Linked DNA regions of Homo sapiens: region 1 is linked to region 2. A link is an interaction called in ENCODE POLR2A ChIA-PET data of the cell type or tissue named here. Cell type or tissue: PC-9. All regions are shown on one strand. Links, peaks and the distances in the headings refer to the core of each region. The heading gives the core; the rest is flanking DNA.

Region 1 (5,365 bases), core at 269-5,268, 120 kb before region 2:
TAGGTGCATTCCACCCTAGGGCAATGTGAGCACCTGCTGCTCCCCCAGCAGCCCAGGCAAGGTCGGTGTTTTGGGACCGCCCTACTCCCCAGGCACAGGAACAGGGCACCGGTAAAGCAATTCACTGGGTAAAGCACTTCACGGACCCACCTGTATCCTCCCTCCGTAGCTCAGGAGTATCAGGGCTCCAGGACAACATTTCCTTTACCAGCAGCCTCCTTGTCTTCAGCCATCACTCACCCTAGGACCCTCAATAACCTGCACATTGATTTTTTCCTTTAGGAAGGCAATGGCATTAGCATCATAATTGACATTGCAGATACTTTACCATTCAGAATCATCTATTGTCTCATTTGATCCCCCTTATAATGCTTTCAAGGAGGCACTGGTCTTCCTACTTGACAGAAGAGAAATTCAAGGCTCAGAGTGACTTGCCCAGGGTCACTATACAGAAGAAATGTGTGTGTGTGTTTTTGTTTGTTTGTTGTTTTTTGAGACAGGGTCTCACTGTGTTGCCCAGGCTGAGTGCAGTGGCATAATCACAGCTCACTGCAGCCTCGACTCCCTGGGCTCAAGTGATCCTCCTGCCTCAGTCTCTAGAGTTGCTGGGACTACAGGTGTGTGGCACTGTACCCGGCCAATTTTTTATTTTTTGTAGAGATGGGGTTTCACTATGTTGCCCACCCTGGTCTCGAACTCCTGGACACAAGTGATCCTCTCACCTCGGCTTCCCAAAGTGCTCGGATTACAAGCATGAGTCACTGCACTTGGCCTACAGAAAAAATTTGAACCTCCTTGTGTCCAATCCCAATGCCCGAATCCAATCCAAACACCTCATCTCTGAATTTTACAGCCTTTTCTGGGGGAGCACTTGCTTAGGAAAGAAACATTCAACCTTAAACCACCAGGGCAACGGGGACAAAGCTAAAACTCCAAAAAGGGCAGAAGAAGAAAAAACAGCAATCTCACACACCACTCTCAGCCCACGTCCACACCTTCTCCCTCCCTAAGCCTTCCACCAGCTTTGCTGTCAGTTAACACTATTTGAGCCCAACCCCCGACCTCAGCTTCAGAATGTGAACCCACAGCCTTTGCCCTCCCCAGAGAGACACCAGGCCAACTGGCCTGAAGCCCACCGCCCAAGACTGCAGAGAAGGCTGGACAGAAAAGATGGAAGGTTGGATTAAATCCCTTGAAGATGGGATCGTGTGAGTGTCCAGATTCGGCCATAATTTTTTTTTTTTTTTTGAGATGGAGTCTCGCACTGTCGCCCAGCCCGGGTACAATCTTGGCTCACCACAACATCTCTCTTCCAGGTTCAAGTGATTCTCCTGCTTCAGCCTTCTGAGTAGCTGGGATTACAGGCACCTGCCACCACACCCGGCTAAATTTTTTTTTTTTTTTGTATTTTTAGTAGAGATGGGGTTTCACTATGTCGGCCAGGGCTGGTCTCGAACTCCTGACCTTGTGATGAACCCGCCTTGGCCTCCCAAAGTGCTGGGATTACAGGCTTGAGCCACTGCGCCTGGCCTGACTGTAATTAAGAACATGGGCCTGCAGCAGAAAACCCTGGGTTCAAAGGCGAGCTCTACTTCCTCCTGGTTGGGAGACATAGTTCCTTAACTACCCTGTGCCTCAGTTCCTTTCTCTGTAAAATAGGGGAACACTAGTATCCACTGATGGGTGCTGGAAGGATGGAATGAGATTGAGACATGGTCTCGCTCTGCTGGCCAGGCTGAGTGCAATGGTGCGATCACGGCTTACTGCAGCCTCTACTTCCTGGGCTCGTGATCCCCTGCCTCAGTTGCTGCAGCTGTGCCATATACTGACAGCTCAGTCCTTGAGCTTGTGGGGCTGCAGGAGCAAGGGATTGGGTGGAAGACTAACGGGTCAGCCCTGGGTCAGCTGGACTGAGCCTTAAGCCAGTTCATTAAGGCTCTCAGCCTCAAGGTCTGTTCTCTATGGAAGGCCTCAGAATACTTTGCAGGGCTGTTTTGAGGCTTGGAAATCACGTAGGGGGAGTACCCTGCATCTGTAAAGTACTCAGACACACAAAGCCTTTCCTTCTCTCCCCTGCAATGTGACATTTCCTTCAGAAAACATTGTAGGAAAGCTTTGCTTTATTGGCAAGAAGAATAAATGGCATAGTATGCACAGAGCTGGATGCTCAATAAACATCCGTTCCCTTGGAGAGGCGAAAGGGAGAACAGCTTGATGGACGCTGGGAGGGAGAAAAACAGAAAAAGAGAGTGGGCGGGGTCGGGCAAGCAGAGGATGACGAAGGTGCGTCCTGACATGATCATGGGCAGGGCTGGGCGGGCAGGGGATGGCGAAGGTGCCCTGACATGATCGGGAAACGCTCCTGGCGAGTAGGGGATCCTTGGCAGGGAAGAAGAGAGGGTTGTCCTCATGCCTTGCTCTTGAGGAAAAGGTGGCAGCAAGAACAAGGCCAAAGGCTCCATTCCACCTGTGCTTGTTTGCTGGAGACCTTGTGACACCGCTTGCCCCTTTCTGGGCCTGTTTTCTCTTTGCGAAACAAAAGGCTCTGGAAGGTGCCTCCCACCCGGAATTATGCAGGGTACTCCCCGGCCAGCCTTGTTCGCTGGGATACCCCACCATTTTGCTAAGGTGGGCTGTTGTCACCTATGCATAGCCCTCTGCCTGCCTCCTCTGTCCCCCACCACTGTACCCTCCTACCCTCTCCTTCCCAGACATGAGGGTTTTATTTTTAACCAGAGTTTACAAGCAGGATCTGGAAAAGCCAGTTTGTGGAAGATGTTCCAGCACTGGCTGGCTCCCTCCCCCACAGTGGGAGGGAGAGTGGCTCGGGCAGCCCTTGGCCAGGCAGGGAGACCTGCCCAACAGGTGTGGGTGAAGGGCAGCAGGCCCAGGGACTAACAGCCCAGCCATCCTTGCCAGCTGCAGAACTGGAAGGGGGCCCAGATTGACCCTGGCTGCTCTGGAGGGGAGGAGAGGTTGCCCTATGGCAGGGGTGGAAGCAGCAGAACCTTCTGGGCTTTGCTGATGTCTCCTCCCCTATGGGGACTGATTGGCCCAGGGCTTCCCTCTCTCCCTGGGGACATCTCTGGGCAGAGTGGCCCAATGCCCTGCTATTGCAAGCCAGCCCTCTCCTTCTCGGGCACCAGGGAGGGGGCAGGCAAGGCCAGGTTCCCCGGTAGGCAGATTAAGTGTGTTCTCAGGCCACTGGCAGCAAAAGGCCATCAACAAAGTGTTTTGGTTTGGTTTTGCTTTTTTAAGAGCTAATATTTCATACTTCAAAAATAGCAAGGAAGTAGTCATCCTGGGGAAAATCAAAACTTTGTTGGACTTCCTGACACTTATTTTAAGGCTTAGGATTATTTTATTTGGAATTTGTGTGTGAGTGAGTGGGGGAGGTACACCTTAATCCTTCAGCTCTTAAGGCTGCTAAAGGTCTTAATCCAGCTCAGGGAAAATCAAGGATCAGAAAGGGGGTGGGGACCCTGAGGCGTTGAGGAGGAGGGAGTATGTGGCCTCAACCTATAGCTCTATACCCTAGAGGGGAAGGCTTTCTGCAGAAAGGGGACACTGCCGTATTATTTTTAAAGGAGAGCTGGTCTAGCCCAGCCAGAGGTGTGCAGTGTGATGCCTGCGTTGGTGTGAAGAGGATCTCGGGAAATCAAGGTGTGAGTTCTTGCAGGGGGAACAAGGAGCAGGGGCACTCAGGGCCTGGGAACAAGGCCTGGCAGCCTGGAATTGCCACCCCTGGGCCAGAGCTGGGATTTGGTCACTCTGGAAATGGTAAGCCTCTTGGCCAGAGGTGGCCAAAGACAGTTGTCACTTTGGAGGGGGAGCTGACAGCCCATTTCCTGGAAGATGGTTCCAAGGATGCCACTCAGCTCTGAGCCCCTGGAGGCAGGGCAGGGCTCAATGCCTCTTCCCCCATAGCCTGCTGCAATGGAGCACATTACTCACAACCCAACTCCGTTCCTGCCGCAGCCAGAGACTCAACAACAAATGTTTGCTAAGCACCTACTTGCTCCAGGCACTTTTTGTACCTCATTGTAACCCTCAAGTTACCTGTGGTATGGTTGAGCTACCCCATGTTCAGATGAGGAAACAGGCTCCGAGACACTGAGCTCACTGAAGAGCACATCACTGGCAGGAGGCAGGGTTAGGATACAAACCCAGTTGTCTGACACTGCCCAGCATGCTTTACTTCACACCCACTGGTCTCACCCCTGCTCAGGCCTCCAGAGGGGCAAAGCCACAAGCTCTCCTGCTTCAACCCTCTTTGCCTAGCCAGGCACCTCTCAACTTCTACCACGGCGAGGAGCCTCCAACATTATGAGCGAGGAGACACACAAGCACTCCAGGTCCCAGAACCAGCTCCATAATTTTCTGGGCACAATGCAAAATGAAAACGCAAAGCCCCTTGTTCCAAATGATCAAGAATTGCAAGACAGTGATAGCAGAACATTCAACCATCTCTTTTGAATGTCGGACCGCTTGTGAGTGCACAGGTCCACACCCATGAAGGCAGTCCTGCACAGAACCCACACTGTCCCCCAAATAAACTCCTCCCTTACCTGGGAAATTACATATCCCAGACATAAGGCAAGTACGATTGCCATGGGCCTTGGGAAGCAAGTCCTCCACTGACCTGGAGGCCCCACCACCATCCTCAGGCACTCTTGACCTCACCTCTCATCTTCCAGGTCACATCTGCATGTAACCAGGGGCTACCCCATAGCCCCCGACAATCTATCATCCCTAAAGAACTGACTTGGATGGAGTGAGGCAGTGAGCCTCTCTACTCTCCTCCCCTTTTCTGACTAATTAATCCTAGCACCTCTTCCTTGACCCATTCCTTGATCCTTGCTGGAGACAACCTCTTTCCTCATCTGACCAACATTTACTGAGCATCTAGGCACTGTGCGAAGGCTTCAGGACTAATACTACTAATTTCACTCTAGAACAGCACCGGCCCCTGCTGGGAGCTCCATCAGCATTTGTAGAAGTGGTGGAAGTAGCTGCCTAATGAGTGGCACCTGGTGTCAGGCAAGGAGCTGAGCTGGGCACACCTGCTCACAGACATGGTCTCATTTAATCCTCGCCACAGCCCAGCAAGGTGGGCATCACTGCCGCCTTGGGCCTAAGAGGAGGCTGAGGCTCTCAGAGTAATGTGCAGAAGGTTCCATAGCTACTGAGTAGAGCAAAGAGACCAGGGTCTGGTCCCAAAGGCTTCTTCAGCTCTACCGCAAATTGCTCCTAAACTTTCCTGCAAGGAGTCCTGTCTGGTCAGGAGAGCACCCATAAATAAATATTACAGAAAAGTCCTGAGGGGTCCCTGCAAGTCTCTCCATCTCTCCATTCTGGCTTCCTC
Region 2 (5,365 bases), core at 316-5,315:
GCCTCAGCCTCCTGGGTAGCTGTGATTACAGGCATGTGCCACCACGCCCGGCTAATTTTGTATTTTTAGTAGAGATGGGGTTTCTCCATGTTGGTCAGGCTGGTCTCGAACTCCCAACCTCAGGTGATCCGCCCACCTCAGCCTCCCAAAGTGCTGGGATTACAGACATGAGCCACCGTGCCTGGCCCCCCTTTATTCTTAAAACACATGGCTTTCCTATCTCTTTCTAAAGGATGGTTATGCAAGACAGAATTGCTTGAAAGAACAGTCTGTATGGTTCCTGCCTTAAATTACAGCAGCTGGAGGAGATGAGTTGAGCAAAAAAGCAAGAAGGGCCCATAGAATATGAAGATAACCCAGGGAGTGGGAGGAAGCTGTTAGAATATGAAGGAGAATGAAAACCGAAAGTGGGATCCTGCGGCCAGCCCTTGTGAGGGCCCTGGCAGGTGGAGTGATTATTATCCTTCCAGCAAGGCAGTCAGAGTGGCTGGAGAGCATGAGAGTAAAAATAGCTGCCGTTACATTTCCTACAGACTCACTAGATCCCAAAAATTGCAGTGGCCTTGGAAGCATGTTTGTTCATCCTGGTGTCTTTATAACAGAAGAGAGCAAAGGCCTCCATTCTCTGGGGACAGCCCACAAAGCCCCTGCCTGCTGGGTGGACAGATGGGAGCGCTTGGCATGGGGCCTGCCCTTCATTTGAGGGTGAGAGTGAAAAACCAGAAGCCCTGAAAAATCAAGACCTGCCACCACTTGTAGATGGTAAACCACAATAATCATGTCTCTACAGAGAGCTGGGTTGAAATTATCATCTCCACTCAACCCTTGCACAAGTGAGTACATTGCCCAGTCAGGGGAAGAGAAGAAGCCTAAAGAAGTTACACACAAATGGAGCACCACAACCTCAACGAGTCCTGCATTGTCTTCAAAAATGGCAGGAAAACTTGGCCCCAGAAGCCTGGTGGTCCTGCTGGTTAACATTTCATTCTGCTTCCCCTCTGAGCTCCAGCAAGGTTTCTGGGCCTCTCCTCTCATCACTGGGCTGCTCAGGAAATGCAAATGAGTTTCACTTCAGCAAAACACAGAGAAAGGGCAGTGAACCGTCACAACAAACAGCCCCGGATACCCACAGCCCGACAAAACAGTGACAGGCATGGTTTAGACTGTGTGTTTTCAATAATGGTCCCCTGGGCTCTCACAGGCCGAGAGAGTGAACTTCAAGGTGAAAGCCTTTTATTTTTTTGAAAGGATATCCAAGTTGATGCTTGTCTTGGCAAGGTGTATTTAGAAGTATCATGCTTTCCAGCCTGTGCTGATTTTATTCTTGAAGCATTTTATAAACATCAATTGTGCCGTGAAGCTCCTAGCTAGTAAATTACTAACATTGCTGATTGTACTAGTCAGGTTGGGCTGCAGTGACAATGTCACTTCTGCTCAGCCCGTGGCCAAGACTGGCTCCTGGCCCCACCAGTTGCATGGGGATCAGGACATGTGGGACAGTATGCACTGAATGATTTAAAAAAAAAAAAGTCAACATGGCAGAAATATTTAATTCAAGGGAAAAAAAGGTTCTTGGACCCACAGGATCAGAGGTGAGCAGGCACCAGTCAACACAAGGCCACAGGTCAGCCCTGGGGTAGGTCCCACTTTGGGGACCTTTAAAAATCCTCAAAAACATGGTCCTTGTCACTCAGATTTTCACACCTTTCCTCCCAAAATTGTATTCCAAAACCCGAACATTTCTCCTTCTTCTGAAAGTATTAATGATTCCTGCAGCTTACCTGACCAAAGCATTGTCATTATTATTTCAAGGAAACACATTTTCAACACGTTTATGTCCCAGCTGCTGACTGAGCTGTGGATATAAAATGGTGGCTAAAACAGACCTGGTCCCTCCTTCTAGTCTTGTGGGAGGTAGCAATGACAATCAGTTAGTCAATTGCCCCTTTGACAGTTTTGGTCTCTGTAGGTCTTAAACATCCAAAGCTGGGTGCGTAAGCCTAGACAAGGTGATATGTCCTACTCATTTCAAAGATAATGCTTTAATAACCTTTGGGGTTAGCACCCTTTGATTAGGGCAAGAGTCCTTAATATGAAACTATAAGTCCACCCCAACACACCCAAGCACACTAGGAGGGAGTTAGCAGCAGCAGATTATCCCGTTGAGCGACCCACCTTCAGACTTCTGAGCTCACCCACAACAACAGCACCTGCATCTGCTTTCCCCAGCTGCCGCCAGCATAAGCATACACATGACCCCTTGCTTGACTTACCCTAGTCCTGGCTCTGGCTGCAACAAACAGTTGTTGAGGCCCAGGTCTATAGAAAGATACATGTGGTCCCTGGCCTTGGAGCCTAGGCATCTGAGCCAGGAGTCATGACCCACAGGAAAAGTAGTGACGCAAGGTTGTGCCTGGTGCCCAAGGAAAATCACAGACCAGAGCTGCAGGAGCTCCCTGAGACCTTGAGAGGAACTCACGATGATTGAGATCTAAGTAGTGATTGAGATCTCAGCCTTGGCATAGGGTAGAGCTTCCATAAGCTGTCCGTGCCTGGTCAGCCATTTGCAAACAGCCCTTTCATTTGAGATGAAGAACACAACTTTTAGGGATTATTTCAGTTACATAGAGACAACATAGGAGAGCAGTAATGTGAGCAGAGGGGTTTTAAGGGAGTTCACCTGATACAGGTATAGAGAGGAAGGGGAATAGCGTTTTAGCCAAAGGAAAGAGCAGGAGTACAGACATCTTGGTGAGATGGAAATATCATGGCTTTAGATCTTGATCTGGTCTCTGTGTGATCCTAGCAAGTTATATAACCTCTCTGCACCTTGTTTCCTCATTTGTTAAGTTACCGTCAACTCTGAAATATTGTTGTGCCTTAATGTACAGTATATAGTACAGTGGCCTCACATGGTGGGTGCTCAGTAAACAATAATAAGATTGCTACTGCAAGTGAATTGTGCCATTCCAAGAACAAGGACTGGGCTCTCTGAGCTGGCTTCAGTCCAAGGCCAGCCTTCCACTTTGTACATACAGGCAGTGGCCAGCAAAACAACCCAGCTCCCTGCCTACCTCTGGCACCCTGCTGCACCCAGAACAGAGCCCCTCCTTTGCACACACCCTGCAGAATACCTGCCAAGCATGCGCTCCAGCTCTCCCCAGCCTGTCCCAGTCCTCACCCTCCTTTAGAGTTATACAGCTGGTGGGTGGGGAGCTATGGAGGAATCAGCCCTACCCTAGCCAGATCCAGCCTCCTAGCTGGCCCAGCCTCCTAGCTGGTGACTCAGCCTCCAGGCTCCTGCACAATCTGTCCTCCACACCTGCATCAGGTGAACTTCCTCAAACCTCTGCTCACTTACTGCCTTCCTCGGACACCTCCCCTATAGCGGTTCTAGCCTTGACTGTGTAGCAGAAACCTCTAGGGAGCTTTGAACATGCACAGGTCACATCCCAGACCTGTCAGACTCTGGGGAAAAGACCTGCCTTCCCCCACCCCCATGGATATTCTCTAAAGCTCCTCAGGGGATTGCAGATAGGCAGACAAAGCTGGGAATAATTGCAGTGGGTCCCTTGTGGGGGATTGGACTTGGGGCTGGGGTGAGGAGGCGTGGGGACCAGTTCCACACAGCGAAGTAACTGTCATCTGCAGTATCGCCAACACCTGGGAGCCTATGAGAAATGCAGAGTCACAGGCCCTGCTGATTCAGAATCTACATTTTACCAAAGTCCCCAGTGTTTCCCCGCACTGTCGAGTTTCATTAACACTGGCACCAGCTTTTACTAATTGCTCACGGTGCTCCAAGTGCACAGCCAGGTGTTTTACACACACCATCTCATTTAATCCTCACACCCCTCAGCTATGAGCACCCCCTTTGACAAACAAGGAAAAATCTGCCGTTCCTTCAACAAATCCTTCCTGAGCACCCACGTGCGAGGCTCTGTGCTAGAGACTGAGAATGAAAAACGGGCGCTCCCCTGCTGGGGAAGAGCTCAGAAGCCAATGGGATGTGGATTTCAATGTCTTCCCAGCTGTGTGTTCCTGGGCGACTTTCTCAGCCTCTCTGAGCTCGTTTCCTTTTCCTCTTCCGCCGAACAGGGCTAAAAATCACACCGCACAGGGCTTGGTGCCTTCCCTAAGCTAAGTACTCACTCACCAGGCCTGGTTCTAGCGGGAGCTCAGGAATGGTCGCTATTGTGACAAATAGAAAACCCGCCAGGAGACAGAGAGGAGGTGGGTCCCTGGACCGCGGTGGCACATGAGGGCTAAGAACCTCCCAGGAGGGGCTGGGCTCGGAGCGCGCTCTCGGAGACGCGGTGATGCGCGGGGCCCGGGCCGTGGACAAGACTGCAGTGTCCTGCACTACCTGCCGCCCACTCATCAGGCCGATTCTCCTCACCTTACGCTTAGATGAGTTTCGAGTAAGACCACTGCTGGCATCAAGAGTCTGGGCCCATGATCTCGCCCTTTCGGGCTAGGCGAGGCAGACCCAGGTTGGCTGCGGCCCGCGGTCCCCGCGCAGCCAACACTGGCAGCCAAGCGCGGGGCGCGCGCGCCGGGAGAGTGGAGCGCGGAGGCCCGACGGCGCCCCCTCCCGGCGGGCCCGAGCCACGGCCGCGGGCTCTGGCGGGTGCCGGGGAGGCCACGCGCGACGGCGTCGCAGCCGGAGCCCAGACAGACGCCCCACGCTGCGCGGCCTTCATCCCACGGCTGGGGCGATGGAAAGGTGGTCCCGACACGCGCAGGGGTCTGAGGAATCGGCTTCGGGATTCTGTGGTCTTTGTGGTCCGCAGCCGGCACCACTGCTTCCTGTAATTTAATTTTCTCTCCCGAAAGCGTTGCTAATTAAATCCTTTCTCCGGCGAGCCGTCGCCCCCCGCCCCTGCTAGTCTGTTTATTAAGTACCCGGCACCTGCGAGGGAATTTTTGCCCTCGGCGGCCGGCGGGTCAGGTGGAGGGGCCGCGCTGCCCCTTAGCTGCGCCTCCTGGCTTCCTTCCCCAGGTCTCCTCCCTCTCTTTCCACCTGGAACAAGACAGCAATCCTTGAGGTCTTTGAGCAAACGCAAGAACCGTCCTTCTCCTGCTGCTGGTGACCTCTGCTGCTTGGGGCATCCAATTCATGTCAGTTCCCCTCCCCTGTCTTTCCAGCTGTTCAGTCGTATTCCCACTTCCCACCACCATCTCCCCGCACCGCACGCTGGCCACGTGGAAGGTTTGCGGAATGGGGCCCAGGGGCTTGTGGAAGGTCACGCAGCCCATCCAGGGCACAGTCGGAACTAAAACTGAGCCCTCTTGAAGCTTGGCTTTCAGGGGTCACAAACTCAAAGCCTTCAGGGGCCAGATAGCCAAGGGTAGAGTGTGGGGT

Evidence for each region. Peaks named below come from ENCODE experiments on the same cell type or tissue, not always from the same donor. Only the 100,000 strongest peaks of a DNase experiment are listed, where the experiment ranks them.
Region 1: POLR2A ChIA-PET joins it to region 2 with 6 read pairs; 2 of 35 experiments call an interaction of 5 or more read pairs at or near these places.

The regions. Positions count from the first base shown.
Region 1 is chr14:77,005,240-77,010,604 of GRCh38, forward strand. No RefSeq gene overlaps it. Among named protein-coding and RNA genes, the nearest start is that of IRF2BPL, 21 kb to the right of the region's middle. RefSeq lists an enhancer at 2,157-2,686. In PC-9, for the core only: no CTCF peak of the experiment used is centred there; DNase peaks (open chromatin) are centred at 792, 2,842 and 3,992; H3K4me3 peaks cover 1,371 bases; H3K27ac peaks cover 4,479 bases.
Region 2 is chr14:77,120,524-77,125,888 of GRCh38, forward strand. No RefSeq gene overlaps it. Among named protein-coding and RNA genes, the nearest start is that of ZDHHC22, 19 kb to the right of the region's middle. RefSeq lists enhancers at 330-529, 540-599, 610-839, 1,220-1,399 and a silencer at 4,487-4,716. In PC-9, for the core only: CTCF peaks have their summits at 4,477 and 4,832; a DNase peak (open chromatin) is centred at 3,238; H3K4me3 peaks cover 485 bases; H3K27ac peaks cover 610 bases; H3K27me3 peaks cover 1,124 bases.